Regions from separate parts of the Mus musculus genome. Here all the other regions are linked to region 1. A link is a loop called in an ENCODE intact Hi-C map of the cell type or tissue named here. Cell type or tissue: left cerebral cortex. All regions are shown on one strand. Region 1 holds the start of Dapk1 (death associated protein kinase 1). Region 2 has its middle 29 kb from the start of A530001N23Rik. Region 3 overlaps Dapk1 (death associated protein kinase 1). Region 4 holds the start of Gm35540 (a long non-coding RNA gene). Region 5 has its middle 21 kb from the start of A530001N23Rik. Region 6 overlaps Dapk1 (death associated protein kinase 1).

Evidence for each region. A loop is a pair of places that touch in the nucleus more often than their neighbours do. Peaks named below come from ENCODE experiments on the same cell type or tissue, not always from the same donor. Only the 100,000 strongest peaks of a DNase experiment are listed, where the experiment ranks them.
Region 2: it touches region 1 in a loop (4-fold over the local background); 16 of 42 quality-filtered maps call a loop at or near these places.
Region 3: a loop joins it to region 1, with 2.4 times the contacts of the local background. A loop is called at or near these places in 8 of 42 quality-filtered maps.
Region 4: it touches region 1 in a loop (2.7-fold over the local background); 11 of 42 quality-filtered maps call a loop at or near these places.
Region 5: a loop joins it to region 1, with 2.0 times the contacts of the local background. A loop is called at or near these places in 2 of 42 quality-filtered maps.
Region 6: it touches region 1 in a loop (3-fold over the local background); 9 of 42 quality-filtered maps call a loop at or near these places.

What each region holds. Positions count from the first base shown.
Region 1 is chr13:60,599,734-60,603,733 of GRCm38, reverse strand. Dapk1 (death associated protein kinase 1) reads right to left here and starts at 1,787. Exons shown (of 26, transcript NM_029653.3): 1 at 1,624-1,787; 2 at 1,138-1,309. The coding sequence starts at 1,199. In left cerebral cortex, a CTCF peak has its summit at 1,892 (motif pointing left); DNase peaks (open chromatin) are centred at 603, 1,075, 1,818 and 2,131; H3K4me3 peaks cover 2,317 bases; H3K27ac peaks cover 1,693 bases.
Region 2 is chr13:60,477,360-60,481,359 of GRCm38, reverse strand. No RefSeq gene overlaps it. Among named protein-coding and RNA genes, the nearest start is that of A530001N23Rik, 29 kb to the left of the region's middle. In left cerebral cortex, a CTCF peak has its summit at 2,207; DNase peaks (open chromatin) are centred at 322, 1,780, 2,209 and 2,847; H3K4me3 peaks cover 483 bases; H3K27ac peaks cover 345 bases.
Region 3 is chr13:60,688,917-60,692,916 of GRCm38, reverse strand. All of the region lies in intron 2 of Dapk1 (death associated protein kinase 1), which reads right to left. Among named protein-coding and RNA genes, the nearest start is that of Gm35540, 5.0 kb to the right of the region's middle. In left cerebral cortex, a CTCF peak has its summit at 1,725 (motif pointing right); DNase peaks (open chromatin) are centred at 1,773 and 2,240; H3K27ac peaks cover 1,018 bases.
Region 4 is chr13:60,682,502-60,686,501 of GRCm38, reverse strand. The region is part of intron 2 of Dapk1 (death associated protein kinase 1); the gene reads right to left. It overlaps Gm35540 (a long non-coding RNA gene), which reads right to left and starts at 536. Exons shown (of 2, transcript XR_382548.1): 1 at 1-536. In left cerebral cortex, a CTCF peak has its summit at 3,176; DNase peaks (open chromatin) are centred at 1,558, 2,036, 2,313, 3,544 and 2 more places; H3K27ac peaks cover 2,289 bases.
Region 5 is chr13:60,527,419-60,531,418 of GRCm38, reverse strand. No RefSeq gene overlaps it. Among named protein-coding and RNA genes, the nearest start is that of A530001N23Rik, 21 kb to the right of the region's middle. In left cerebral cortex, no CTCF peak of the experiment used is centred here; a DNase peak (open chromatin) is centred at 1,853.
Region 6 is chr13:60,676,441-60,680,440 of GRCm38, reverse strand. All of the region lies in intron 2 of Dapk1 (death associated protein kinase 1), which reads right to left. Among named protein-coding and RNA genes, the nearest start is that of Gm35540, 7.5 kb to the left of the region's middle. In left cerebral cortex, no CTCF peak of the experiment used is centred here; DNase peaks (open chromatin) are centred at 984, 1,342, 1,873 and 2,191; H3K27ac peaks cover 1,695 bases.

The sequences.
Region 1 (4,000 bases):
CCTTTTATTTACTTACTAAGATTTAAGATAATAGTATTGTCTTCCTCTGCACAGGCTCCACCGATGCCTCCAGGCTACACTGAACTTACACACATCCTGTACAGTAACTCTTTAGACCTCTCTCTTTCCTGGGCTGTCTGGATTATTACAAAGTTTTGGTTAGATATCTTTCAAAATCCTATTAGGTAATAGGTCTTCCCCCCCACCCCCACCCCCACCCCTTTTCAGTTCCCTGCCCATGAATTAAAAAAGAAGCTTGGTATGAGGCCATGGGGTATATATGGAAAAATACAAACTTCAATACACACTCTGTGTGAGTAATTGCAAGTACGTTTGTTTATAAGCCCGTTTGCCTGCTTCTGTCACAATGCCAATACACAAATTTCACAAGACAAATTTTAAATCTAGGTATGAACACTGGGCTCTCTGCGCACACAGCAGAGATCAATACACTCGGTGGGCTAATGGATACCCAGCACTCGTCAAGGGCTCCCAGTGAAATCTTCTTTGTGCACCTAGACACTGACACACTCTGCTCAGCATCGCACCCCCCACAGCGTGTTGGTACGCTCTGAATCTAGACAGCCGCCATAAATGACACCGAAGCCACCACTAACCAAGCCGGGAATTAAATTCCTGGTTGGAAGAAGTTTCAAAATCCAAGGCCAACATCTGGCAAGTTCCACGCCTGCCTACCAATCCTGGCTGGTGTTGCACTGAAAATTAGCACAAGGGGAGAGAATTGTTTAAGTGCCCATTAATTAACTTGTACGCCGCTTAAAACACACATGGGTGGTCCCTCCAGTTGCAGTTAGAATCTTTGCGTTTGCCTCATTGTCTCAAAAGGGTGAAGGCTGACAGGAGTTAGTAGTGCACACAATGAAGTCTGTTCTTATCCAGGGATTCTGACCATACCCTGTGCACAGTAACTGCACTGTGGGTTGCCTCTCCACCCCTCAGATCAGGCAGTTTATTCATGGTCCCTGGCTTTAGCTGGTTAGGCACCGGTTCCTCTGCTATCCGCCCATCTCAGAGAAGGGCCAGTCAGGGACATGCCCGGTTTAAGCAGCATCTGTTTATCGCGCAGTGCCCCCCACCACACACACACCGCGCGCTTCCGTCACCCCTTCCTGGTACCTGCCCAGTTCCTCGCCGGTGTCGTAGTAGTCGTCCACGTTTTCCTGCCTGAACACAGTCATGATAGACTGTCACGCCTCACCAAAGCCCAGGCCACTCCGGCTCCGCGGCCCGAACCATCCCCACCGCCGCCTCGCTGCTGCGAGCCCCTCATGCACCAAGCCGCAGACCTCTGAAAGACATGGGGAGAAGAATGAGACGGTAAACTCTAAAAAATCGGGGTCCCAGGGGCTGGGTCCCGATCTCGAGGCCTCCCGCGGGCAGGGGCCACGCGCCCTTTGTTAAGTCTAGGCTGGGGGACCCCCACACCCCGCATTGCCGCGCCCCAGCCCCGTGCCTGCGGTTCCCGGGCTCCTGCCTCCGCCTCCGGACAACGTGGGGACAGCTCGGGGAAGGGACACAAAGCGCCCTGCCCCGCCACCTGTTCCCCCGCCCGGCGCCCCGGCCGCCCTCCCGCTCCTCCCACTGCCTGCGGCGGCCACTCACCCGGTCCCGCAGCTGTCGCTTCGTGCGCCCTGAGCCCCGCGGCGGGTCCAGGTCCCCGGCAGCTCCGAGCGGCCTCCGCTCCTTGCGTCGGGCGCAGCTCGGCCCCGCGGGGACGCAGCCACCACCTCCTCCGCGCCCTCCTCCTCCGCTGCGCTCGCGGCTCCTCCCGGTCCGCGCTCCCGCCCCGCCGCGCGCACCCCGCACACACCCACTCGCCCGCACCGAGCGCGCGCCCCACCTGTGACTCGGCGCCCGGCTGCCCTCTGCCGCCCGCTTCGAAGAAGCCGGAGGCTTTCGTCCTCTCAGAGTGTGAACCCAAGGATCCGTGTGGGCCAGGCGACGTGCTCCGTGCCTGGAAAACCACAAAAAAAAAAAAAAAAAAAAAAAAAAAAATAGAGCAGAAATCAATAAAGTCCTGCCCCGGAGGCGCCCACACCCCGATGGAAACGATAGCAAACAAATAGCTTATAAATGAGGTCGCTCTGTTCTTCTGTGTTGACAACAAAAACCGAGAGAGGACAGCAGGGGCCTCATCAGAGGGGGCGTCTCCCGCCGCTTGTTTTGAGCTGAGATGTCTGAGATCCAGGGAGAAAAAGGTTGAACTATCACAGGCTGTCAGTACTGTGGTTGCTCAACTGAAACACAGCGAGTCCAGCTTGAGCTGTATTAAGCTTTCAATACACACCAGACACTGTTTAAGACTGTGTTAAAAAAAAAAAAAAAAAAAAAAAAAGAACGAAAATCGCCGTATGTGTGTCTTTATATTAGCTACATGTCAAAATGATGGTGCTTTGGACCTATCGGGTTAAATAAAACTTTATTAAAATAGTTACACTCGCTTTGTTTTGTTTGCTTGTTTGTTTTACAGTCAGAACAGTAGCCATTTACCTTGCATTGGATTGCTGAGGACTGGCCAGTCTGCGCAGACACTCTGGGTCCACCCGTGAAACCATTATGTCTCTCTCCCCGTGCTCCTGACTTAATAAAGTTCCTAAAGGGGATTCTATCCTGCTGCCTAGAATCGCCAAGGTTCATCCGTGAACCTGCCAAGAGTTCATATCCACACCACTGCTCAAACTCTCCATTCAACAGATATTTTCAACCGTGGAGGCTTGGGCCTAAAAGAACAAAGAGAAGCAAAAGAATGTATCAGATCCTAATCTTAACTCCGTCTCCAGCTAGGAGTGGTAGCACACACCTGTAATTCCAGCACATGGGTGAAGAAAACAGGAAGATCAGGAGCTTAAGGCCAGCCTCAGCTGTAGGAAAAGTTGAAGGTGAGGCTGGAGTACGCATCTCCAAACAAACACAAACAGCAAAAAGGTATTCCTAACGGCCCAAGGAAAGAGTCCAGCGGGCACGATAGAAGAAGGAGATTAGAATGTGCCACTGGCCTAAGTGCTAAGATGGAGAGTCAATACAAGAAGATCTTGAGAATTGACAAATACAATAAAAATAACAACAGCAACCAAAAACAACAACAACCAAATAAATAGAAGGGTGATTTACTTGGGAAGCATGCAAATAAATACATCTGCCAAAAAAAAAGAAGAAGAAGAAAGAAAGAAAAACACGGCGTAACTTATTTTCCAAGGCCACTGAAAGGGCTGGATCTACTCAGGGGCATTAGGGCTGATCAGAAGACATTTTTCTGGTGTCACGAAGAAGTAGGATGGAATTGAGAATTATAAATTTTCATCTAATATTCATGAGCCCATCTAGCAGCTGAACCGGCTTGGAGGTCTCACTCACTGGGATCTGCACTGACTCAGGCAAATCTTTTCGAAGCAGCAATTGTGATAGTTTAAAACAATGTCTTAGCGGGGAGTGGCGGTGCACGCCTTTAATCCCAGCACTCGGGAGGCAGAGGCAGGCAGATCTCTGAGTTCGAGGCCAGCCAGGTCTATAGAGTTCCAGAACAGCCAGGGCTACACAGAGAAACCCTGTCTTGTAAAACTGGAAAAAAAAAAAAAAGTCTTTAATTCCTTGGTTTTCCTAAGACAATCTGGGGTAGCCACACTGGGTGGTTTCTTCCCAATATTAGCTCCTCCCCGGGCTCCATACTCTATGGCCTCTCAGTGTCTCCTAGAACTACACAGTAAAGTCAGAGATCAGAGGAGCTAAGGAGATGCCCTAACCCTTGGGCACACCCACCCACCCACCCATCCTGCCACCAGACAGTTAACGGCTTCTAGCTCAAGTCCTGTGAAGTCATTATCGTAGGGTGATTTTTTTTATACAGCACTCTATCACCATATAAGAAAAATGTGAGAAGCTAAAGGAATTAGAAAAAGCTAAAGGAAACGTAACTTTGAAAACACACCAAGTCAAGGCTGGAGAAATTATTCTCTCAAATGAATCTTTACACAATTACATA
Region 2 (4,000 bases), 120 kb after region 1:
AAGGCTGCCCCCCTGGGGGTTGCTGGGAGACCGGAATGTTGCAGGACCGAGAAGACTGTGCAGCAGCTTTTGCATCAACTATCCACGTCTACTTAACCTCAAACTCCTACTGAACCCGTCCAAGGCCGGTGAAGTCGCTGCTTTCATCCTTCCTGCTTTCCACCTTTGGCCTTTGTTTCTTTGCTCCAGTCAAGGTGCTTCATTTAGGGCTAATTTTGTTTCCGTTTCTGAGAAACTCCTGGGAAGTAGTGGAGGCGCGCGGGCGCTGTGAGCTGGGGGTGGGGGGATGAAGTAGCCGGCAGTGGCACTGTGCCCGCCACGTGGCTTCTTTTCTTTCTTGTCCCTGAGACCGCAGGTGATCAGGGAACAGCTTGGAAAGGTACAATTTAAGACAACTGAGGTGTGTGCTGCTGTCCAATTTGCAAAGAGACAGCAGGGCGTCTGATGTTGCCCTGTATGGTGGATTAGTCCTGTATAAAGGCATGCAGGCAGGGTTGGAGTGATGGGGGTTGTCTTAAAGAGAGTCGGCTTCTGCGGTAAAACAAAGTTAGCACTGGCTAAATGAATGTACTTCCGGGGGCTAGGCTAGAACCCAGTGGCACGGTGAATCTCCATGAGGTTTTCAGGTCTTTAACCCAGCTTTTCTTTCTTCTTGTTTATAATTTTCCTGCTTGTTTATCTAAGACTTTAACTTGCCAGCTCAGCAACTCACATCTGTTAATATTTTGAGATTACAGTTAGCCTCAGCCAATTGGGCCTTCCTTCAATAACAGCAGAACTTAGAAGCTCGCTGCAATTACTCCTGATTCCAAACGACTGCAAAGTGTACCTCTCTGCCCAGTTCCACTTTCTCTCTCTCCCCGTTCTGATTACTGCAAGTTATGTAAATCGAGCTGGAGAAGACTTAATTTAATCAACCCGTGGGTCTGCTTACATTTGTTTAAATATTAACTACAGTCTATATGTAAAAGACCAGAGAGGGACAAACTAGTTGCTAAGCATCGCGGCCAATCACTGACACTGTCTTTGCATTGTCAGATCTCTTTGAGTCCGGCTCAAGGCTGTAGAAGGTTTCGTTGTGCACTCACCACGTGCCTGAGGTAACTCTAGAAACCCGCAGCTCCTTTAGAGACTGTCAGGAAGACATCTATTTCACCAACCATTTATGGAGATGAGGAGAGAGGACAGGACTGTGGGAAGTTGGAAAGGGGTTCTATTTTTCTTGCTGGACATTTCCATTCACTCCAGCTCATCTGCATTGCTTACCTTCCAGACCAGAGGTACCCCTCCCGCTGGGTGGGGGTGGGGGTGGGGGTGGGGATTGGCTGGGTGCTTGGAGTGTTAAGCAATCTGAGAGAAAAGGGAAACTTCTCTAAATTACAACCCAGGGCACTGGTCAGGGAGTAGAGGAAGCTACAAAGCAAAGCAGCTTCTCTGGGCAATAGTGGACCCCAACATAAAAACATTATCTCACGAAGATGCTACATGGCCTTTTGGTAGCAGGAAGTGCGAACTGCGGGTTCTGTAGGTTTCTAACTGCACTGCAGGTGCATCTTGAAGACGGAAAGAAAATGTCAGGCATAGAGGTTGTTTAGCATTACAAAACCAGCTAAGTCCTTCATACCAACACTGACCAGACCTGTAAGTGATTTACACCCCACCCCTCCCCACCCCACCCTACCCCACCTCAGCCAAATGAGTCAGGATAAGAATTTGGTGTCTGGCTTGTTTTTGTCACGGTGCCAGCTCAGAAGTGCAGTGATTGGCTGAGATACAGAACTCCACAATTAACATTAAACACAGGCAGCTGGCTGCATTTTGATTAAAACCGGCGATCAAGAGCTCTGGCAATCTGGGTTTTTGTGATGGCCGGAGCTTTATTCCCTCGTAAATACCACTGACAGTTGTTCGCGCATTGGAGCCTCTTCGTTTACTTTCTCTGTGGTTCTCTGTGTTTAAAAAATTGGCAGAAATCCTTCCAGGTGAAACAGTTTCCGTATCCATTTTCACCCTTGTGGACTGTCAGTTGGGTGGTAGAAACAGGAAAGACAGACAGACCCACGGGAGCCAAGTTCAGGGGTCCCCCACCCCGCCCCACCCCATCTCTGTCACATTTTTTTTTTTCCAGAAAATGGAGGGATTTAGCCCTTGAAGCAGCCTGGTTCTTCCAGAGGGGTGTTACGCTTTGTGGCTCTTTGGCCCCATCTTATGGACAACAGTATTATAAATCGGAGATGGACGATGGTCCTGCAGAGCAGGTGCCCCAGAAGTTTGATTTCTTATTATAAAGTCAAAGTGTAATGATGACTCGGTTTCTCCCAGACTACATTCAGGAATACCCTTAGAGTTCACCGATGTTCAGAAAATCAGTGGCGAGTATGGAAATCTTACATGTGAACATGTGAACAGAACCGTTGCGCATGGTAACTCGAAGACTGTGGTAAGGAGTATGGTGTGTCCAACTATTGTTACTGGCATTTGGGAAGCCTCTCTTTGGTTACCAGATGGTACTTTGGGGCGTTTAGTCTCTTTAATAAAATAATTTAAAAGGGGGCCGAGGAAGTGGCTCTGTGGTTAAGAGCACTGGGAGCTGAGGATCCAGGTTTGAGTCTCAGTACGTGTATAATGGCTCACAACTGTCTGTAACTCAGATTCCAAGGGCTCTGACCCCTCTTCTAGCCCCTGTGCGTACCAAACGCTGAAGTGAGACAGAGACACAGATCCAGGCAAAATAGCCCTGCGCATGGTTTTCAAAACCTTTAAAACTTTAAGAATGGATGAACACATACGGCTTTGAGACAGTTTTACCAGGGTTTAAGAGAGCATCCCTTTCGAGCAGGCAAGCTGTCACCTCTGCATCTTCAGAGAGGAGAAGACTTGAGGAGAGAAAGGGAAAACCACGGTTGGCCATGTGGACAAGCAGCCACATGGCAGAGAGGGAGGCTTTAGAAAAAGAGTAAGGCAGACCACAATGTTGAAGAAGCCCAAAGTGCTGGCAAAGCATCCTAAGACATGAGACAGAAATGAGGAGGGGAAGCTAGGATTTTCTGAATGATTCAGAAAGCAGATAGACTTATAAAGCGACATGCAGCTAGGGGTGGGATCTTGGGAATCCCAGGGGTGACATGGCCTTCCTGAAGGGTGGTCCCTTGGCTAGGTGATTGACACAGGCTAACCGAAATGTTAGGTCTCCACGCAGGCCAGAGATGCCCCCCTTGTAACCAGAAGGAGCCCTCCTTTAGTGGGTTTGTACTACCTTACCTGGACAACATTCTGTTCTCAGTTCTTGACCCTGGAACTAAGAATACGCTAAGCAAATGTTTTGCCATGGAGTCATACCCAGCTCTGTAATGTGTTCTTGGAAAATGCTAAGGAACCCGTGTGTTACATGTTCTCGCCACAAATAGAAAGCAACACAAGGCACACTATATATGTTAATTAGCCAGGTGAGTCACGCCACAAGATACTCTTTAAAACATTATGTTACAGGCAGCAGGTACATTCAGTTTTGTAAAACAAAGATGATGACGGTTTTTCTCATGAGGCACAGGAATCAAACACAAGAATTAAAGAAGGAGCTGCCCAGTGGTCTGTCTCATTTACAAGTCTGCAGTCCTCATCATCCCGATATTGTCTTATCTCTTTCAAGAGACTGGGGTCATATTAATGTAAGTTTCATGAATGGGCGATAGTACTGTTCTATTTAAGCTTTGTACATGTGTGTATATATAGAGGGAAACCTGGTATGTAAGGGTTTGGTAGCATTCAAGGTTTGGGGCATCCACTGGGAATCTTGGAACATCTGTCTGATGAGTACAGTCTATGGTATGAAGAAGATCCAGGTTTTATAGTTTCAAGTCACTGAATTTTTTTTTTACAAGCCTTCCAAGTGCTAGAGATGAGAAAGAAGCCAGAGGCACCTGTGTCCAACCGCCTTTGTGTCATAATGAGGCTGTCTCCCCTAGGTATCAGGAGCCCTCTTGAGTAGAGAGGCTGTAGA
Region 3 (4,000 bases), 89 kb before region 1:
TTGCCTGGATACTGCCATGCTCCTCCTGCCTTGATGATAAGATCTCTGAACCTGTAAGCCAGTCCCAATTATCATTGTCTTTATAAAACTTGCATTGGTTGGGGGCTAGAGAGGTGGCTCAGCAGTTAAGAGCACTGACTGCTCTTCCAGAGGTCCTGAGTTTAATTCCCAGCAACCACAAGATTGCTCACAACCAACTGTATTGGGATCTAATGCCCTCTTCTGGTGTGTCTGAAGACAGCTACAGTGTACTCACATACAAAAAAATAAATAAATCTTAAAAAAAAAAAAAAAAAAAAAAACTTGCATTGGTCACGGTGTCTGTTCACAGCAATAAAACCCTAAGACATACCCCATGACCTAAACACCTGTCATGGGGTCCCACCTCTTAGAGGTTCCCACACCTTTCATGCATGGGCCACTGGGATGCCCAAATTACAGCAAGGGTAAGCTGCTTAATTGAAGCTCTAACAGATGTAGTGTTTAGAAGTCCTGACAATAGCACAAGTCTCCAGTGACAGCTATTGCTAATCTGCAAAAGCTGACATTACTTCTGCATAGTGCTTGCTTTCATCTCAACACAATGTGATATTACCCTCAAAATACTACTTTCCACAAATGTCCCCCTTGGGGGATGATAGTAGGGTGGGCTAACAAGGACCAAAAGAAAGAAGAAAATGCCCACAGGAGGCTGTATTGCTGAATGTGGCTGCTGGCTCCACCCTTCCTGACATCATCGCTCCACCCTTTCTCACTGTCCCTGCTCATGGTATGTTGCTGCTATGATAGAAAACCACAGACTGCAGCTCTGAGAGCTGAGGGCCACAGGTTGCACACAGTGCTGGCAGCTGGGTGCTCTGGGCCATACCCACTGGCCCACTGTCATCTCCTCCGGAGCATTTCCTCACTAAAAGATGGACTCCGGAAACAAGGAGCTTTCCACCTTAGTTACCTTATGGTTGCTGTGATGAGATACCATCACCAAAAGCTACTTGGTGGTAAGGCATGGCAGCTGGAGCACAAAGCTGGGAGAGCAAACTGGAAGTAGAATGAATCTACGAGCATCGGAGCCCTGGCCTGGTGACATACTTCCTCCAGCAAGGGCTGTACCTCCTAAGCCTCCTGACAGCTCCGCCATTAGGGAAAGAAGAGGTCAAAGGCCCGAGCCTATAGGGCATTCCCATTTAGACATCACATCCCAGCTCATCACAGGCAACTGTAGCAGAGGCTTAATGCCCAATGGGTCACTGGCTGATGGCTGCTAGGGTCCTTTACTTCCTTGGCAACCAGCTCTCAACCGTGGTTCTCCTGGCACCTGCTTTCTACCCCAAATTTGGACTTTGAAGATAATTCTTCCCTAGCAGCCCAACTACCAACATCAAAGGTAAAAAGGGACTTATGAAAATACTTCTAATTCGAGGGTCCCAGCATAACAACATGATCCAATTTGGAGATTAAACCAAGAACTGGAAGGGCACTAGCGATTGCTGCTAGCCCAGCAAAAGCTTAGCATGAAGTGTGGCTTCTGTGCTTGGGAACAGTCTGGACACGGCATCCTGAGTTTTCATGAGACAGCGGTGTGGAGTCCGTCCTGTGAAGTCTCCTGCTAACTGTTACTCATAAGTTCCCGTCAATACTTGTGGCACTGTTTAACAAAAGGCATACTTATTTTACTTTGTGTGCATGAGTGTTTGCCTGCCATGTGCACCTCATGCATGAGGTACCCATGGAGACCAGAAGAAGGCATCAGATCCCTGGAACAGACAGTTCTGAATCACCATGTGTATGCCAGGAACCAAATCTGGATCTCCTACAAGAGCAAAAAAAAAAATGTTCCCAGTTGCTGAGCCATCTCTCCAGCCACCTTGCAACACTTTGATGTGAGCATGTGTGTGTGTGTGTGTGTGTGTGTGTGTGGCGTGCACACACACAGAAAGAGAAAGAGAGAGAGAGAAAATGTTGAGTTGCTAGGAAGCACATCCTAGCTGAGGACTTCAAAGTGACATATGGTTCCCTCTTTCTTAGCTGAGCTCTTACACTGACCCCTCTGTCCTCTACTCTGCATCAGGTTTTGGTCTAGTTTGTTGGAGAACGAGGCATCATTGTATTTTTTTTCCGCTTTCTGTGGCGTTTCACCATTTTAGATGTCCTCCTGCGCTGTTTATTAAGCTGAGAAGATTAATGGGCCTCACAGAGAAAACAGGCATACCCGTTAAAGCATCACTCGGAGAAAGGAGCTGTTACTGTGCGTTCCATGTCAGTAAAGCGACACTACGCATTAGATGAGGACCTATAAATGGAAATGCACTTAAAAAGGCTTATGCAGCACACTTGCAGAAATGCTGTGAACAGGCTCATAAGAACCTAGAGCTTCATTTCCTGGGACAGCCCAGCACCTGCCACTAATTAATAGGCACAAATTTCCCTGAAAATGGAATGTACTACAGAATTGGAGATGGACAACCAATGCATTTAACACAAAACCTCTCAATTGATTAACCGATTAACTAATTTCAATCAATAACCAGTCATTGATCGATTTCAGTTAATTCAAGTAATGGACATGAACTCTCCGGTGGACAGACACGTAGTACTGAGATATATCCACACTTTAAAAGAGTACCAGGGATGAAGGGCAGCTGATGTGACTCATCCACAGAGCGCCTGTCTAACAAGTGCAGGACTCTAGGTTGGTCCCCAGCGCTCGCTGTGCTGGCATGAGGACCTGGTTTCATATCCCTGGCCCCTGTGTTAAAACAAAAAGTTAAACAAGGTGGCCACCAATCCTGGCACTAAAGGCTGGAAACAGGAAAATCCCCAGATCCTGCTGGCCATCCAGCTTAGCCAGTCAGTGTGTTCCAGGTTCATGGAGAGACCCTGCCTCAAATAATAAAGTTCAACAGCTACTCAAGGCAATGCCTGACCCATACATACAAACATATGCACACACTCATACACATGCTGTGTGTGTACATGCACACACAAACATACGTACACACACACACGTATACACACAAATATATACACATATATACACAGAGACACAAAACAATATTTTTTAAACCACAAATATTATTAAAAAGAGAAAAATCTTAGCTTATAAGAAATAACTGCCATCAAGGTTCCCTGTCCAGCTTATTACTACATGGCATTTGGCCACGACCCTGATCATTATTGTCCCCATAACCCTGCAAGGACCATGACATAGCTCCCCTTAGGGACAGCCACAACGCTCTAGGACTGTCATCCCTTCCACCAATGAGAAAAACAGCACTCGGGAACATTTTATAAATTGCTTATCTATCACATGTGGGTAAAGCTGCAGGAATGTCACATCGATCCTAGTCCCAAGCTCAGTGGCTGCAGTAATGTCTATGTACCGCACCAGGCTGACACCCCACTGGGGGACAGACTTTCCAGGGAAAATCTCTGAGAGAAAGATGCACTCTGAAGGCTTTGTGGATAACTACACAAAGTTAAGGTCATGCCTCTCCCTCTCTCCCCCCTCCCTCTCTTTCCCTTTCCCTCTCCCCCCTCTCTCTCTCTGAAAATGCATTAGTTAATTAAAACCAGAATTTGGAGATACTCCAAGGAGCTCCCCAACAAAAAGTGACCGGCCTTTGTATAACTATTGAAAAAACAGTCTACAGGCTGGGCATCCCTAATCAAACATCAAACTATCCACAATCCAAAATCTTTGAGCACTTCCTATGGCAAACTCCACACTACAAAACTTTGTTTCATGCTGAAAATTAACAATGTTGCATAAAGTATCTTCTGGTCACATGTGTGGGGTGGATGTGAAACAAATGAATTCCATGTCTCCTATGGGGGTCCCACCCGGGGATTCCTCACTGTGCCTATGCAAGCATTCTAGGATCAGGAAGAAGACAAAAACCATAGTGAGCGACGGATGCGTGGTGTGCATTTGAAACTGCCGGCTGCCGAAGCAGAGTTCAGCTCCAGGTACATAAGGCACATCTGCCTGTGAGAGACAAGG
Region 4 (4,000 bases), 83 kb before region 1:
TCCAGCTTACACTGCTAGTTTGCTCCAAGCTAGGCTCCTGTGCCCTGGGTCCTCACTGCCTAAGTAAACAATACTGGCTCAGATAAGGTCCTGACAGTTCAGCAATTTACAACCTTCAGGGATATCCAAGACAGTTCAAGCCAAGAGAACTTCTAAATGCTCCAAGACTGAATGGATGTACGGATCGTACGCAGCGGGAAGCTGTGGTGGGACCTTCGCTCGCTGTGCATAGCATCAACCCTAGGACCTCACCCCACAAAGCAGGCCTGGAGCCGTATCTGCTCATCTGTTTGTTTTTCCTTAAAGCCGAAAGAGAAGGAACAAAAGGTCGAGGCAAAATGTCACTTAACACAATCCAGACAGGGTCTCCAGTGGACCAAATAAGCAGCAACACTCCAAACATTTTCTCCAAATACAGGAAATTCCACATTAGAGTCACACTGACCACCAAGTCGAGTTTTATGAAAACACAAAAAATGTCCTGTAAAGAAAGAAAGTGCATCTGAGCTAATCCTGCAGAGACTTGACGCCCCAGGGAAGGGGGATGGGGGGTGTAGCGGGGGGGGGGGGGGGGGTGAGGGAGCACCCTCTCAGAGGCAAAGGGGAGGAGGGACGGGGTGAAGAACTCTTGGAGGAGGGTGCGGAAGGGGGTAAACATTTGGAATGTAAATAAATAAAAACATTTTAAAAAATAAAAGTTGATCTCAAATCAAAATAAGATAAAATGCAAAAAGGTGGTGGGGGGGGGGGGGAATCGCATCTGCAGGTCACCGTCATTCCGCCATCATTCAGTGGGCATGACCACATCACATGAACAGAGACTGGGGCTTCCTGCTTCAAGGTAGCATTCCAGCCACCAGGATCTGGGCTGTTTGACTATTCTGACTTCACCATGTTAATCCCTTGAGCTCTTCCTATTATTTGATCACAGTGACTCTATCTCCTTTCAGCTACTGGGACAAAGTTAACTAGGCCAGAAGGTATAATCTGCTCTGAACTCAGCAGGGTGCTCTCAGGGGACAAGTGAGAGAAGGGAGCACGGTTCATGTGTCTGCATGAAGAGAGCTGCATGAAGAGAGAGAGTGGAACCCTGCCAGGAGCTCAGCTGAAGCTCCTTATTCCAATAGAAGGAGGGAAACACAGCCAGATTTCTTCCTAGAGCCAAGATTCAAGATGGAGAGGCATCAGCTGGAGGGAAGGGGAAGCCAAACCAAACTCTGTCGGACGGACAGACGGATGGACGGACATCCGCTGTGCAGCTCAGAGCTAGCTGCAGGCACTGGGCTCAGAAAGCAGACTAAGATGCAGCTGGAAGAGCTGTGGAAAGGCTTGGCGGTGAGACCACTGTGCAAGCGCGAGGGCCTGAGCTCAGATTCTCAGCACTCACAGAAAAGGCAGCATTAGCGTGGCTGCAGGTGCCTGTAACCCCAGCGTTTGAACAGGTTGGTGGGGGAGTTGTTCATAGAGGCTTTCTGGGCAGCTAGCCTACTGGAAAAACAGTGAGTTCCAGATTCAGTCATAGATCCTGCCTCAGGGGACTAGGGCAGAGAGTGATCCTGTCTCAGGGGACTAAGGCACAGGGCATGTGACATCCTCCTCTGGCACACAAGCATAGGGACGGACGGACAGACAGACGGACAGATACACACACAACACACAAGGGAGGATGGCTTACAGAAATCATGGGAACCCCTACTGTGTATGCTGCTCTATTCTGGAAACCGTGGGCAGATCTAACAAAGGCGTCAATTTTCATTGTTCCCTCTCTTTTAGGTAGAAAGAGTTTGCCTGTGTGCTCTTCTTACAGCTGGGCTTGGGACAGAGAGTGCCACAGAGAACTACTAGTTTCATCATGCCCTGAAAAGGTCAGGTGCAGGGTGGGAAAGAGTCTAGGCAGGGGTAACTTGAAGACACTCAAGTACACCCAGCCTTGCATGGCTGCCAGCACTAGCCGCACGGCCAGCGTGTGTCAGCCATGTTTGAGTCAATGCAACTCTGCAGACTCAGGCACCCACATGCAAAGCCTCTGCTCTGTTGACCTGCTCTGGGCACTGGGGTCACAGGCTCAGGTCTGCAGGAGCTGACTGGCTGTCTGCATGGCCAGTACAAATCCTTTCCAGAGCTCCTGGCCAGGTCCTTTCCTGTGATGTCTACAGGTCTGTGAGTCAGGTGGGACGGACAGTAAGAGGCAGGGAGGAGCTGAGCAGGTCACTTCAGGCCACACGAGGCAAGCCTGGCACTCAGAGTCCCTGCTGGAGTTACTGAAGTGAGAGCCACTCTGATAAATGTGAAAGAAGATCACTGAAAGAGAAACCGGAGCTCCCTGAAAGCCTGGGCACTGGCTCCTTGCAAGCAGAACTCTCTGGAAGCCTGCCAGGAGGACGACCTCACCCCAGCGATCTGATCCCTAAACACACGAGGCTAATGGTGAGAGCCCTGAGGTAACTGTAAATTCCGCAGCCAGGAGACCGGATGCTTTGACAATATTCCTACTCTGAGGAACTGGGTGTCCACAAGCACAAACATCTTAAGCTAAACAGTAGAGAAAAACAAAAGCAATGAGTGTGTATTAAGTTTGTGACAACCTCTAAAATGGGGAGGCTGGGCAAGCCCAGTGACCTTCCTAGAGTGACGCTGGGACATAGGACATCTGGGAGACTTGGGGTGACCAACTGTGGCGGGGCCTGTAAAGAATCTACCGCAGCTTCCAAGGACCACGATCAGGCCCTGTATGAATTCCTTTTTGGTTGCCATGATAAAACACCATGACCAAAAGCAACTTACAAAGAGTTTGTTTTGGCTTACAGTTCCAGAGAGCAGGAAGCTGAGAGACCACATCTTCAGAGCAACCAGGAAGCAGAAGGGTAAACCAGCAGAGAGATGGAGCTATGCAGTCTCAAGCCCACACCCAGGGATGTACTTCCTCCAGCAAGAGTTCACCTCCTAAAAGTTCATAACCTCCCCGAACAACGTCATCAACCGAGAACTAAGTGTTCAGATACAGGAGCCACCACAGGCCAAATGGAAATGGCTCGGGTTTTGTAGCAACGGACAACCTAATAGGGATTGGCATACACGAGATGCCTGTTAGCCTGCTTCCTGTCACCGTGACAAACTGTGGCAGAGAAGGATGCTCTCCTCCCCCTGGAGTCTTAGCAAGGAACTGACCTCAGTCAAAATCTATCAAAATCATTCTAAGTATTCGTGATAAATCATTAAGTTCTTACTGCAAACGAATGAGTCAATCTGAGGCCCTAGCTGTTAGCTGTTGCAATCTCCCTTGCTGCCCTCGTGACCACAAACAAAATGACCGTGCATCAAATAATAGCCAGCTAGACTGCTCTTTTGCCAGCAAAAGCCATTCTGAACTCTCTGCAGTGTCTAAGAAAACTGCACAACAATCCCAGCTCATTGTTCATCTTCAGAAGACACGGGCTCAGCCTAGCCCGTTTCAGTTTATATCACACATTTTGCTAACACAGGCCTGGATGAACCTGCAGCCATTTCCACCTAGACCTGAGAGGGAACACTTCCCCCATATCCCAGTAGAGGGAACTGTGACAAAAACTAGAGGCAAGGCTGTGATTGGTGCAAAAACAAGCCTTCATTTGCATGCGAGCTGTGCTTTGATTGGCCCAAGCACCTTCCCTAGATTCTGTGATGAGTGGGCTGCCTCCCCTGGTGTTGCAGCATCAAGTCCAATAAAAGACTGGTCCTGAGTAGTCCTTTTTTTTTTCCCTACTCGAGTAGTGTTGGCTAAACTGATTAAACAGAGAAAAGGGCAGGCATCGGCAGAGGTATAGGCGACAGGGAAGCAGGTGAGCAGCAGGTGAGCAGCTGGCAGACCAAGCTGCTCAGCGGTGAAGTTGGTACCTGACTGACAGCTGATTAAAGCAGTTACAGCAGGAGCAGAACACAGACAGCTGAGGCTGGGAACGAAAAACATCTGTAAAGATCTGGTGGACAGAAACTGCAGGGTCTGGCTACTGGGACAGTCTCA
Region 5 (4,000 bases), 72 kb after region 1:
AGATGGCATTTTGGCTACACTGGTGGCCAGTAAGTCCCCACAGATCGTCCTGTCTCTGCTCCCCGCAGTGCTGGCATTACAAGCATGCATGTTATCCCAGCTTCTATGTGGGTGCTAGATCCAAACTCAAGTTTTCATGCTTTTGTAGCAAACCCTTCACTCACTGAGCCATCTCCCCAGCCTGCTAACTCTTTGATTTATAAGATCCAACTCTGTTGGCACTGATTTGTTATAAGCTTCCTCTCTGTGGTAAATGCCTGTTTGTGGGCCTTCTAGTAGCTGTCCTAACCTCTGTGGACCAGCTCAGATTAAATTGTGGTAATCAGAGCACCAATTGCCAATCCTTAGAAAAATAGGCTATCTATCACAATTTAGTTTTTTCGATCAGGGAATTTTGCACCTAAGAGTTTGTCTAAAGAAATATTTGCAGGGACGGCAGAAGTGGCTCAATGGTTAAGAGCACTGAATGCTCTTCCATATGACCCAAGTCTCGTTCCCATCACCTCCATGGTGGCTCACAGCCATCTGTAACTCCAGTTCCAGTAGATGTGATGCCTCTTCTTGCCTCTGCAAGCACAAGGCCATGTTGATCATACACACACACAGGCAAAGTACTCCTAAAAAAGCAATCATTTAAAATATATTTGTTCCAATGAAACATCATGATCAAATCATGTAGAGGAAAGGGTTTATTAGGCGTACACTTTCAGATTATAGTCCATCATTGGAGGAAGTCAGGACAGGAACTCAAGCAGGACTGGAACCTGGAGGCAGGAGCTGATGCAGAGGCCATGGAGGGGTGCTGCTTACTGGCTTGCTTATCATGGCTTGCTCAGCATGCTTTCTTATATAACCAGGACCACTGGCCCAGGTATGGCACCACCGACCTAGGCAGGGCCCTCCCACATCAATCACTAATTGAGAAAATGCCCAACAGGTTTGCCTATAGCCCAATCGTATGGCAGCTTTTTCTTAATTGAAGTTCCCTCCTCTCAGAAGACTTTACCCTGTGTCAAGTTGGCACAAAACTATCCAGGACAATTTGCCCATAGGATTAGGTGTGTATAGTTGTAGAGAACTTGTGTGGAATCTCTATCCCCAGGAAGACCAAAGAAAAAAATAGAAAGAAAAGCTTGTATATCTATAAATATAAATGCAACGGTTTGTTGTTATTGGGCAAGTACTCTGCACTGAGCTACATAGCAGTCCTTATTTTATCTTGGGGCCAAATCTCCCTAACTTGGCCTTGAACCTGTGATCCTCCTGCTCAGTTCAGAACATGAGACCCTGATGGTGGGGTGAGGGGAGGAAGCTCCCACAGGACCCTGAGTTTGTGTCAGTATGGATGCGGTGTAAAATAAAACTATAATAATTATTTTACATATTTCCAGAATCATATACTTAATGCCTATCCCAAAGAGATCAGCAACCTTGCAAGGTAGTCCTTGTTCAGTGTGTGCTTGCTTCCCACATCCTAAGGGAAGAATATTTTACAACCCTGGACCAGTCACATGCTTCCTAATGTTACTCTGACCTTCCACTTCAGAGGGGAAAGTACCCTTTAAGCCACCGTCTCTGGGCTCACCAGTTCATTAATTTTAGGGTTGCAAGGTCACTGCAAAGAAACCACGTGGTGAATTGCATTTTAATTTGAGCAAATTAGCATGCTTCAAGGCTAGTTTGAAGTGTGTGTGTGTGTTTAAGAGTTAATGAAAAGAAATTCTGATCTTTGTTTCTAATTAATTTTCTCCATTCTCATTTGCATTTTATTTGTTGAAGTTCTGGCTAGGCTTTGTCTGGTGAAACAAGAACTCCCCAGGGAATGGGGCTGTTCTCCAATTTGAAAATATACTTGTGATACCAAGCTGCTTGGAAGCAGAGGCCTGGGGTTAATGTGCTGTGCGTCTGCATTCTGTATCTCAATCAGCCCTTCCAATTAAGATCTGCTTTGAATCCTTCTGGTGGCTGAGGACCGGCTGAGCAACGTGGAGTCACTCGGCAGCTTCAGTGTGTGTGTGTGTGTGTGTGTGTGTGTGTGTGCATGTGTGTGTGTGTGCATGTGTGTGTGTGCATGTGTGTGTGTGTGTGTGTGCATGTGTGTGTGTGTAAGTGTGTTGTTTTTGTTTTTGGCATCCCAGCTTCGGGACCCTTTTGATAAATCTGCCACATTTTCAAAGCTGGGATACAATCAGCCTTTGAGATCTACAGCCCCAACCCAGGCAATTCCTGTCCTTGAGGAAAAGGATGTGAAGAAGGCTAGACTGTTAATGTCCCCAGTGTTGCTGGAGCTGGCCTTAGGCTCTTCCAGTCACTGTTGCCTATATTTATAGATGATCTCTAGTCTAGAAGTTAATCATTTATGGCCAATTTGCTTGGTTGTTCCCTGTGCTTTGAGTTGGAAATTAGCTTGAAAAGCTATGAGGACACTCTGGTCTAATCCATGCCCTGCCCCCTCCATCCCTGGTTCCTAGTGTTTTCTTTATAGCACTTCTCTGTCACCTCTGTCACCCCCTGACCTCCCCTGTCACCTAAACACATAGATCTGACCTTTCTTCACCTGCTAGAAATCACAGCGGTGCCAAGCAAGGTGGTTGTCAGCCTATGTCTGAACAAGGTAGCTGCAGGACCATTGCCTGCTCAGGCCCTGATGGCTGCTCACTAGCTACTCACTGAGAAACTCAGGTGTGCCAAGTATGCAGCCTCTCTCTACTACATCTCTACTACATCTCCTGCCAAAAAATCTGTCTCCTCTCACGTTTGGGAATCAGGTAGCTCTGGACCTCCAGAAGGACCACAGGGATTTGAATTGGGACTCCTCAAAGTGTTCAGTCTTGCTATCTGGACTCATGGAGAAAGGGTACTAGAACCTCCTCCCCATCTCCACCCTCCCCCAGAAATGCTTCCCGGGTCTACAGACATGAAGGGACAACCAGGGAAGTCACTGTGAAGTGAGTGGGTCTCTGGAAGCTGGTATACTAACTCTGAGAAGTACCATCTTCCCCCCTCTTTTACTGAATGTGTGTGTGTGTGTGTGTGTGTGTGTGTGTGTGTGTATAATTTTCCTCACACATATATCCTGATTATGGTTTCCCCTCCCTCTCTTCCTCCCCGCTCTTCTTTCCCTCTCATTTGGATCCATCCCTTTCTGTCATTCATTAGGAAACAAACAAGCATCTAAGGAATAATAATAAAATGTGATAGTATAATATAATTAGATTTAAAAACCTAACACATTGGAATTGGACAAAGACAAAACAAAACAAAAAACCAGGAAAAGATCCTAGGAGCAGGCACAAGGAACAGACTCACTCATTTACATACTCAAAACTTCTGTAAAAAATACTACTAAACTTGAAGCCATAATGAATATGCAAAGTGCACCATTCAGTGGCTTTCCCTGAGCCTGGGGGAGGGGGGTTTGATAGAGACATCTGGTTTAGGGCTGAGTGTTTCAAGGTCTCTCACTCTCAGCATAATGTCTCGCCATAGATCTCTGCATTTGCTCCCATCTGCTGAAGGAGGAAGCTTCTCTGATGATGGCTGAGCAAGGCGCTAATCTATGAGTATGGCAGAATGTCATTAGGAGTCATTTTATTGTTTTTGTTTTGTTTGTTTGCTTTTGTTTGTTTTACAACAGTAGTATTTGGTTTTACCCTACGTTCTTGGGCTATTTAGTCTCAGGTTCTTGGTCACCCAAGCAGTGTCAGACCTGGGTTCCATCTTGTAGAGTCGGCCTTCAGTGGAACCATACACTGGTTGTTCACTCCCACAAACTTTGTACCACCGTTGCACTAGCCTATCTTGCAGGCAGAACATCGCTGTAGAGCAAAGGTTTTGTGTCTGGGCGGTGTTTATGTTTCTCCTTCAGTAGCACACGTCAGAAGAAGGAAGGAAGATTACCTCCCTGTACCCCCAAAACACTAACATGTAGGGGTGAAGGCTCTATGTAGGCACTGATGTGTTATAATAGTGGCTCGTGTCTGAACATACCACACAAGGT
Region 6 (4,000 bases), 77 kb before region 1:
GGAAACAGGCACAGAGACAGCAGAAAGCCATGTATCAGGGGCACTGGAATCATATTTAGAATGTTGGACGTCAGTGCTGGGATGAAGGTCAGTGTGCAGAGTGCTTGCCTAGTATACACCAACCACAGCAGTGTGTACACAGAGCTCAGTGGTCATTTTAGCCCTTCAGAGTAGTGGAGGTAGGAGGGTGTGGCGTTCAAGATCATCCTGGGCCTCGAGTGGCCTTGTCTGAGAGAGAGAGAGAGAGAGAGAGAGAGAGAGAGAGAGAGAGAGAAAGAGAGAGAGACAGCAGACAAGCAGATACATAAATACAAACAAACATACATGCATACATGGATTGATACATACATACATAGACAGCACACAGATATATACACATATAAATATGCATACATGGATGGATGCATGCATGCACTGATAGATGGATATATAGAGATAAGTAGATGGATAGATAGATAGACAGACAGCTAGAATAGATAGATTACATACATACATACATACATTCATGCATAGACAGATATATAGAGAGGTGGATGGATGGATGGATGATAGGATGTGCAGCCACTATCTCACTGACTCAAAACAGTCAGTGACATCTGGATAAAATGGAATTGAAATCCGCACTTATTCACGTTCTGACTCCCTTAAACACATGCAGTTAAATCTCACACAACAAAACCCCTGAAACATCCCTCTTACTGTGAAGCTAATCCAGTATCTACACTGACCTATACAACGCCCCAGTAGTGTCAGTTATCTACTTAGAAAACTTGCCTAACCATATTGTCTCCATATCATTGTAGGAAAATGGAGGACAGCTATGCCGCCTTCGTCACCGGGACACACACACACACACACTTAAGTTTTAAGACAAACATCTATAAATGCAATGGCTTCAGGACAGAGCTGCCTGACAGAAATACACAATAAGCCACAAGCGCAGACGGTCTGTGCAGTTTAAAATTCTGTAGTCCCCGCTTCAGTAAAGCAAAAGAATACAGGCCAGACTAACTTCAATAACACATTTTATTCCAGTAAAATACCATCACTCACACATTTAGACACGATGAGATTTCTTTCTATTTTTATTTATTTATTTTTCTAGACAGGGTCTCATTAATGTCGTGCTTAGGTAAGCTAAGCTCACAGAGACCCATCTGCCTCAACCTCATGCACCGTCATGCCCTGCATTCTCCACCCCCACCCCCGTCCCTCTGTTGCACACTTAGCACTCACAGCACAGCCCAGTACAAGCACTCAGTGGCTACAAACAAGGAGCGGCTGTTGTGTACAGCAACACAGCCTGAAGCTAATTTTATAGCTATAATATAAAACTGGGACACAGCACAGTATTTATAGATGGGAAGTAGACGAGATCCTTCTGAGGTAGGAGGGATGTAAACCACAGCTAATTCAGCACCCTAATCACCAGATGGGAACTGGGAGGGTCTGGGAGGGCCAGGCTGTGCACCCAGGATAACGTTCCTTCAAATGTATGAAAATCAACGAAGGGAACAGAAGAGACAGTTTACAGGATGGGAGAGAATCTTCACCAGTTATAAAAATGACAGGGGACAATCATCTAGAGTATAACAAACTCAGAAATTAAAAACTAAAATATAAAACAGATCAAACAATCAACAAATGGGCAAATGAGCTAAACAGACCGCTCCCGAAAGTATAAATACCAGTGTCCGAGAAAGACTTGAGCATGTGTTCAACACCCTTCCCTGGCTGTCAAATGAAAACGACATTAAGATTCCATCTCATCCCAGTCAGAACGGCTATCACCAAAAACAAGTGGCCACAAATGCTAATGAAGATGTGGGCAAAAAGGAACCCTGATTCATTGCTGGTGGGAGTGTACGCCTGGGAGGCTACATTGAAAATCAGGATGGAGGCTCCTTAAAAAACGACTATTCCAGCAAGAGGCCGCAGCAGAGAAGGGCACTTGGTGCAAAACCTGCAACCTGAGCTTGATCCACCGTATGCACAGGACGGAAGTCGGGATGATTCCTGCCAGTTCTCCTCCGACCTCCACACGTTGACATGGCACACAGGCATGCATGCACACACATGCACATATACACAAACAGACTCACAAACACACACACAGCAACACCGCATAATTTTTTTTAAAAAGCTTCTATGTCAGTCCTGGGGACATCTCTCAAGGAATGCATAAGTCATCATGCCACATTATACCACAGAGACACTCGCGCAGCCACATTCTCAACTGCAATCATCACAGCAGCCAAATCACAGTACCAGCCTCGACACTCATCAACAGGTAAACGGAGAAAGAAATGGGGTGCATACATACAGAGGAGTTGTATTCAGCTATATTTTTTAAAAAAATGGAAAATTGGGTCACGGGCAGGAAAATGAAACTAGAGATCATGCTAAGCAAAATAAGACAGGCTCAGAAAGTCAAACATTTTATGCTCTCTCTCACGTGTAAAGTCTAAATGTGTGAGGTAGGGAGGAGGTGAGGGCCTGCATGAAAGTATGTGTTATATGCATGGCATGAAAGCAGAAGAGTGACTATGACAAAACAGAAAACCAATGTGGTGTCGGGGGGCTGGGAGGGGACAGAGAGTTAACTTTTTCAAGCCCTGTATGGCACTAAGACGGTTTCCTTTATAAATATATTCTGCCACCTTTCCTATAGAAGTCAACTCATATCAGGCACACTGCAAGAAGCATTTGTATGCCTGGAGGCCTGGGCCAAGTCTCCATACAACCTTCTCCATGAACTCCTGTTGAGATCAACACTGGTTCCTGCACGCTAGCGTAAGGCTCTAAAAGAGAGGACAACGGTTCACACACAGCAGTCTACAAGGCAATCCATAGGTGTCCAGCTTCAGTGTGGAAGCAGGTGTGAGCAAGTTTCTGAGGTGGTCAAGGAAGAGGAAGCAAGTATTCTGACCCCTGGAGCAGTCGTGAGAATCAAAGGTGGGATTATCTCTACACACAGGTTTTACAGCACAGGAAAGCGTGTCCTCTCTCCCCGTGTCACACTTCTTGTGTGTATATGCTTGTTCATATTTATGTGGGTGAACACGTATGCAAGTGTGCATGCCTCTGTGTGTGCACGTATGTGTGCAGGCTACAGAATAACTTCAGTTACCATCCACTATTTTCTTTTTCCTTTTGAAACATGGTTTCTTGGTCTTTGTTCTACTGCTGTGAAGATGCGCTGTGACCGAAGCAATTCTTTTTTTGTTTGTTTTGTTTTGTTTGGTTGGTTGGTTTTTTGAGATAGGGTTTCTGTGTAGCCCTGGATGTCCTGGAACTTGCTCTGTAGACCAGGCTGGCCTCGAACTCAGAAATCCACCTGCCTCTGCCTCTGCCTCTGACTCTGCCTCCCAAGTGCTGGGATTAAAGGCGTGCGCCACCACCGCAGGGCCGAAGCAACTCTTACAAAGGAAAATGTGTAACTGTGGGCTTGCTCGCAGTTTCAGAAGTTTAGTTCATTATCGTGACAGTGGGTGGGGAGCATGTTGGGAACACTGCAGCACTCAGGGTGCAGGAGCAATAGCGGAGAACGACACCCTGACCCACAGGCCAAGAGCAAGGAAGAGAGACTGGGTTGGCATGGGCTTTTGAAACCTCAAAGCCTACCCCCAGTGTCACACTTCCTTCAACAGGGCCATATCTATCTGAGTCTATGGGAGCTATTCTTATTCAAACTGCCACACATGGGTCTCTCCATGGCCTAGAACTCACCAAGTAGGCTAAGCTGGCTGGTCACCAAGTCGCAGGGTTAGGGTTAGGGTTAGGGTTAAGGTTAGGGTTAGGGTTAGGGTTAGGGTTAGGGTTAGGGTTAGGGTTAGGGTTAGGGTTAGCTGTCTCTGCCTCCCCACTGCTGAGCTAACAAGCACACATTGCCATACCCAGGTATTTGATGTAGGTTCTAGTGATATAATTCAGGTCCTTCACTGACTGAGCCATCTCCCAACCCCATGCATCATTTTTCTTAAACTGCCATTTTCCTCTT